Linked DNA regions of Homo sapiens: region 2 is linked to region 1. A link is a loop called in an ENCODE intact Hi-C map of the cell type or tissue named here. Cell type or tissue: endothelial cell of umbilical vein. All regions are shown on one strand. Each heading gives the region's core, and the rest is flanking DNA. Links, peaks and the distances in the headings are about the cores only. Region 1 overlaps DGKA (diacylglycerol kinase alpha). Region 2 overlaps ORMDL2 (ORMDL sphingolipid biosynthesis regulator 2).

Region 1 (2,907 bases), core at 173-2,672:
GGGGATATGGCTGTGGCTCTTGCCCTTTTTGCTCCAGGAAGTGGACAAAATTATCCTACAGATGATGCGAGTGGCTGAATACCTGGATTGGGATGTGTCTGAGCTGAGGCCGGTAAGGCAGCTCTTCCTTCATGTCCCTTCTTGTACCTTCTTCCCTGGTGAGTCCTGCATCTGCCTTACTTCATCTCTGACAGGCAACCTGGTTCCCTTGGCTAGGATGGCTGGGCTGGATATCCTAAGAGGCAGTGGAGAGGTGTTGGGTCTGAAGACCCACTCATACTGAAAGTCCCTTTCCACTCTGTGCTCAGATTCTTCAGGAGATGATGAAAGAGATTGACTATGATGGCAGTGGCTCTGTCTCTCAAGCTGAGTGGGTCCGGGCTGGGGCCACCACCGTGCCACTGCTAGTGCTGCTGGGTCTGGAGATGGTGAGTAGGAGAGACTTTGGGGGATGAGTAAGACAGCCTTGGGTTATGCTTGCCCGGATTGGCCCTGTAAGGGCTTTGACACTCCCTAGCATCTACTGTGCCTTCCTAGACTCTGAAGGACGACGGACAGCACATGTGGAGGCCCAAGAGGTTCCCCAGACCAGTCTACTGCAATCTGTGCGAGTCAAGCATTGGTCTTGGCAAACAGGGACTGAGCTGTAACCGTGAGTAATGGGAGCTGGGAGGTAGGGGAAGAGGGTCAGCCCAGCTATCTGTGGGAGCTTGATGCTGTAAACTTAGAAAAGACCTAGGTTTGAATCCTGGGCTCTGCCACTGACTAGTTATGTGACCTTGGGAAAGCCACATCACTTCTTTAAGCCTTAGTTTCCTCAACTGAAAATGAGGTAATTGTGAGCATTAAAAAAGTTGGTGCAAGAAAAGTGCTTCAGATGGTGCATGCACATACTATAAAATGCAATAAAAAATATCTATTATGATTACTGTTGCTGTTAGACCTGGGCCTCCCAAGCATTATCCAGCTCAGTTCCTGCCTGGCACATGGATGGTGTGGGGCAGGCATGCAGTAGCAGCTGATCTTTTAGGAGGAAGAGTAAGGAAAAGGCGTGGGTTTTGGAGGTGGGCACTTCACCCCGAACTTTTATTCTGCTACACCCTCAAGCAAGGGATCACATATCTGATCCTGCCTCACCCTCAGGTAAGAAGGAAATAGGGGGAGAGGCTCAGCTAAGCCTCCCAACTTCTTCCTTCTCCCTCAGTCTGTAAGTACACTGTTCACGACCAGTGTGCCATGAAAGCCCTGCCTTGTGAAGTCAGCACCTATGCCAAGTCTCGGAAGGACATTGGTGTGAGTGATCTCATGCCTCCACCCCCAACATCACCTACATCCTGGCCCTGGCCCTGGCCCTTGGCCCATTGCTGCCCTCAGCCCCTCCCTCCCCTAGGTCCTGCTCAGACCCTGCCAGACAAGGAACTGCCTTTCTCCCCAAGGTCCAATCACATGTGTGGGTGCGAGGAGGCTGTGAGTCCGGGCGCTGCGACCGCTGTCAGAAAAAGATCCGGATCTACCACAGTCTGACCGGGCTGCATTGTGTATGGTGCCACCTAGAGGTCAGTTTGGGAGCCATCCCTTCTGGGTGCGTCTTACCCCGCAGAGCTGCCTTCTCCACGGGCCTCCGGCCACACCTCCTTTACAGGCACAGTTGCCCCTGCTCCCAAGGGCTCTTTCCAGCCCAGACTGCCAGGTTGAGAGGAGACAGGGTTACCTTCGTGATCTCTCTGTGCCCACCTCGTCTTTCAGATCCACGATGACTGCCTGCAAGCGGTGGGCCATGAGTGTGACTGTGGGCTGCTCCGGGATCACATCCTGCCTCCATCTTCCATCTATCCCAGTGTCCTGGTGAGACCCTCGGCAGCAGCGGGGAGGGGACAGGAGTGCCTCCCCGATTTCCCACACGCACAGAGTGGCATTTAGAATAGAGAGCTCATACTTTTAGGATTCAAGTCAGACCCCTCTATTTAGGGATTCATGCACAATACAGCTTTTCTTCCCTCTACTTTCTTCCCCTCCCAGGCCTCTGGACCGGATCGTAAAAATAGCAAAACAAGCCAGAAGACCATGGATGATTTAAATTTGAGCACCTCTGAGGCTCTGCGGGTACAGGGCTGAGAGTCTTGGGCTTCATGATGGGGGCAGGTTTTTCACTGGAGCCCTCATGGGTGGGAATGAAGTGGGAGAGCCTGGTGGGGAGCGGTTGATGCTCACTCTCCAGAAACTCCACCATGGTAGGGGAGGGAAGGGGAGGGAAACAGGAGGGAGGGGGGAAATATCTTGGTGGAATGCTAGCCCTCTGCCCCTGTCTCCTGGGCCCACCTTAACTCTGACAAAATCCTGCTTTCTTTGTCCTTATTTTCTTCCCCCAATGCAGATTGACCCTGTTCCTAACACCCACCCACTTCTCGTCTTTGTCAATCCTAAGAGTGGCGGGAAGCAGGGGCAAAGGTGAGGAGAAATATATTGGGTCTTCTAAGATGAGAGGCAGGGCCTGCCTGCAACACTTAGAAGGTGGAAGGGGATGTGTGTGTCTGGAGGGGCATACCTTGAGGAACACACAAAGAGGGTGAGGTTCAGAAGATCACCCCCAACCCCCGCGCCTGCCATGAACTTTTCTTTTTCCCACACACAGGGTGCTCTGGAAGTTCCAGTATATATTAAACCCTCGACAGGTGTTCAACCTCCTAAAGGATGGTCCTGAGATAGGGTGAGCACAGGTTAGGGACTGTATCACAGTGTTTTCGTGGGTCTGTGTATCTGTATATGTTAGGAGAGTGCAGGAAAGAGTGCAGATTGGGAGAGGAGGGCTAGAGATCCCCAAGAGGCCAGAATTCAGAATATTTCCTTCCCTAGGGTCACTGGGTATCCCATCCTCCGAGCTCTCTGGCCCATCTTTGTCCTGCTCTC
Region 2 (2,907 bases), core at 118-2,617, 120 kb before region 1:
GATAAGTGCCAAATAAAACCAAATGATTTTACACTGCCAAAAGAAGTAAATAAAGGCAGAACTGATATTAATCTTCAAAAACACTGTAGGGAGTGGAAGCAAAGAGGACTGTAACAGTCATACAGACTGAAATAGCTTGAGCCGTCATTTGCCATGTCATTAACAATTAACAGATACTGACTTACAGTCTCCAGTTAAGGGTGCTATCTCCTGAACCCCAAAGTAAATGCTGTTGATATAGCTGGAATAGTTTTAGATAATCTAGAACTATATACAGTAAAACTGGTCATTTAAAATAGAAGAGAAAGAGCAGGGCACTGTGGTGCATGCCTGGAGTCCCAGCTACTTGGGAGGCTATGGCAGAAGGATTGTTTGAGCCCAGGAGTTTGAGGTTGTACTGCACGTATCACACTTATGAATAGCCACTGCACTCCAACCTGGGAAACATGGTGAGAACTGTCTCTTAAAAAAAAAAAAGAATATGGATAGAGAAGGTCAACCTCACTCACCCTATTTTTTTCTCTCCCCAGCTATCTCCTGGCCAGCTTCTATACCAAGTATGATGCTGCGCACTTCCTCATCAACACAGCCTCATTGCTAAGTGTACTGCTGCCGAAGTTGCCCCAGTTCCATGGGGTTCGTGTCTTTGGCATCAACAAATACTGAGGGATGGGTTTTGGGACAGCTCCATGGGCATGGGGAAGGCACTGAAACAGAGGACTATAAAACATCCTTCTCTTATTCTCCATACTGTCTTCTACACCTTTAAAGCCTGAGAACTATACAACCTTTCCCAGACTCCCAAGAAGAGAAGAGATTGGCAAATGGGGCTCCTGGGCCCAGTCCTGCTAGTGGCAAGTTTCTTTGAATCAGGAAGGCAGGTGAGGTAAGGGCCAAATCACTCTCCTCCATAGCAGGAAGCCATTTGGGCAGCTTCTTTGGTGATTACATCTTTCCATATCTTTTACACTTACCACCTTCCAGCTCTGTTTTGCTGTGTATTTTTCTTACAATAATTTTTTTCAGCTATAGCTGCAGTTTAATCAGGATGGGTAGAGAGCTGTCCTCATAAGGCTGGGGGTGGGAAGATGGAATACTGACCTAATGTATAAAACTTAAAACAATTCTCCAATCCCCTCTCCTTTGGTCCAGTAGGAGGTGCCCTTCACTCTAAGCTTAACACTTAGTAGGGAAGAGATTCTCAAATGAGAAAAAGGGCTCCGGCTATATGGGCAACAAAGAGGGAAGATACAGGTTGCCAGTTATACATTTATAGAAAGATAATCCCCTGGCTTTAAATAGTCATGTACATACAAATATGAACAAACTTAAAAAAAAAATACAAACCCTTGGATCACATGGGGGCTTCTGGGAACCCCCGTATTCTTCCCCCTCACCCAAGGGCAGTGGGCATGAATCTACTTTTTAAAAATGATTAATTTTGGCCATCCTTGCAGAAAAGAGCCTAAAATTGGGTGATTTACCCACAAAGTGAAAGTCGAGGGAAAATTCAGTTTCCAGTCTCTGAACTCTATGCGATAATCTCCTATCATTAGGGCTACATGCTTTCTTGTTCTCTTTTAAATATTATATCAGGATAAAGGAGAGGGCTCCCTCCTGAAATGGGTCAAGAAAGAAGATAGACTTGTAGCTTTAAAAGGGTGGGAAAAAGTGTCATCTGCCCTAAAAGCAAATGACAAGACAAAGGCATACAGACCCCAGGGAAATACCCAGTTCCCACACCTAAAGGGATACACTGTCCAGCCCAGGTCCAGGCCCTAGGTTCTTTACTCTAGCTACCCCCTATTTCTTTGGTATTGTCAAAAGACAAGATTCAGGCCGGGCACAGTGGCTTATGCCTGTAATCCAGCACTTTGGGAGGCCAAGACGGGTGGATCACCTGAGCTCAGGAGTTCGAGACCAGCCTGGGCAACATGGTGAAACCCCGTCTCTACTAAAAATACAAAAAAGAATTAGCTGGGCCAGGTGTGGTGGTGTGTGCCTGTAATCCCAGCTACTCAGGAGGCTGAGATGGGAGAATTGCTTGAACCCGGGAGACAGAGGTTGCAGTAAGCTGAGATCACACCACTGCACTCCAGCTGGGCAACAGAGCAAGACTCCATCTCAAAAAATAAAAAGAAAAAGATTCAGTTCCTAGGTGTTGGGGGAGGAGGGATAAATCAAACTCCATCCTGTGCTACAGCCCTTTTGACTCCCTGACATTGATTTGAGGAAAGAGAAGGGGCATCAACGTTGGAAGGGCCTCCTCACTTTCTTCCGCCGCTTAGGTTTGGCTTCTCCCTTGGGTACTGTGCTGTTGGGCTTAGAGGCTGCAGCGGCTCCAGGGGCAGGCTGAGGAGCTGCAAAGAAGTTCCCATTGGGCATCTGCCCTGGGGGTACTTGAAAGATCCGACTCAAGAAATCCTGAAGATCAGCAGGAGGGGCATCTGGGGTGGCTCTGAGGTAAAACAGAAGAAATAAGGCAAGAGATGTTAGAGTCATATGGTTACCTAAGTTAGATATACTTATCAGTTCCCAAACTTCCTAGAAAACAAGGCCCCTGGGTGTCCTAAAAAGCAGGTCATCTGAAACCGTATTCAAAACTGAAATAGTGGATAGATTATTGACAGAAATACCACCTACCTCTGCCGCCCTCTGGTGCCTGGAATCCGAGAACCAAATGAGATGTGATAGGGGACTCTGTGGGTATCTGGGGAGATACCTACACGCTGGCATCCAGCCCACTCTATAAACATGAGAAATAATTAGCCAAAACGTCGCAGTTTAGAGCACATAAAAGATCAGGAAGTATGAGCCTGTATTTCTAGAGGACAGAGAGTACCTGTGATGTCATACACCTTTCCATCCATCAGTGCAAAGTAGGTGATCTTGAGGCCCAACATGCTT

The links. Peaks named below come from ENCODE experiments on the same cell type or tissue, not always from the same donor. Only the 100,000 strongest peaks of a DNase experiment are listed, where the experiment ranks them.
Region 2: it touches region 1 in a loop (7-fold over the local background); 36 of 110 quality-filtered maps call a loop at or near these places.

Annotation. Positions count from the first base shown.
Region 1 is chr12:55,938,878-55,941,784 of GRCh38, forward strand. It overlaps DGKA (diacylglycerol kinase alpha), which reads left to right. Exons shown (of 24, transcript NM_001345.5): 7 at 38-112; 8 at 309-428; 9 at 538-652; 10 at 1,205-1,293; 11 at 1,437-1,556; 12 at 1,747-1,845; 13 at 2,020-2,103; 14 at 2,375-2,448; 15 at 2,633-2,707. Among named protein-coding and RNA genes, the nearest start is that of DGKA, 9.2 kb to the left of the region's middle. RefSeq lists enhancers at 1,063-1,563, 1,564-2,064, 1,684-1,773. In endothelial cell of umbilical vein, for the core only: a CTCF peak has its summit at 1,555 (motif pointing left); a DNase peak (open chromatin) is centred at 1,554.
Region 2 is chr12:55,819,730-55,822,636 of GRCh38, forward strand. ORMDL2 (ORMDL sphingolipid biosynthesis regulator 2) reads left to right here. Exons shown (of 4, transcript NM_014182.5): 4 at 531-2,150. The coding sequence ends at 666. DNAJC14 (DnaJ heat shock protein family (Hsp40) member C14) reads right to left here. Exons shown (of 7, transcript NM_032364.6): 5 at 2,843-2,907; 6 at 2,644-2,746; 7 at 1,256-2,458. The coding sequence ends at 2,248. Among named protein-coding and RNA genes, the nearest start is that of ORMDL2, 3.1 kb to the left of the region's middle. In endothelial cell of umbilical vein, for the core only: a CTCF peak has its summit at 1,133 (motif pointing right); no DNase peak of the experiment used is centred there.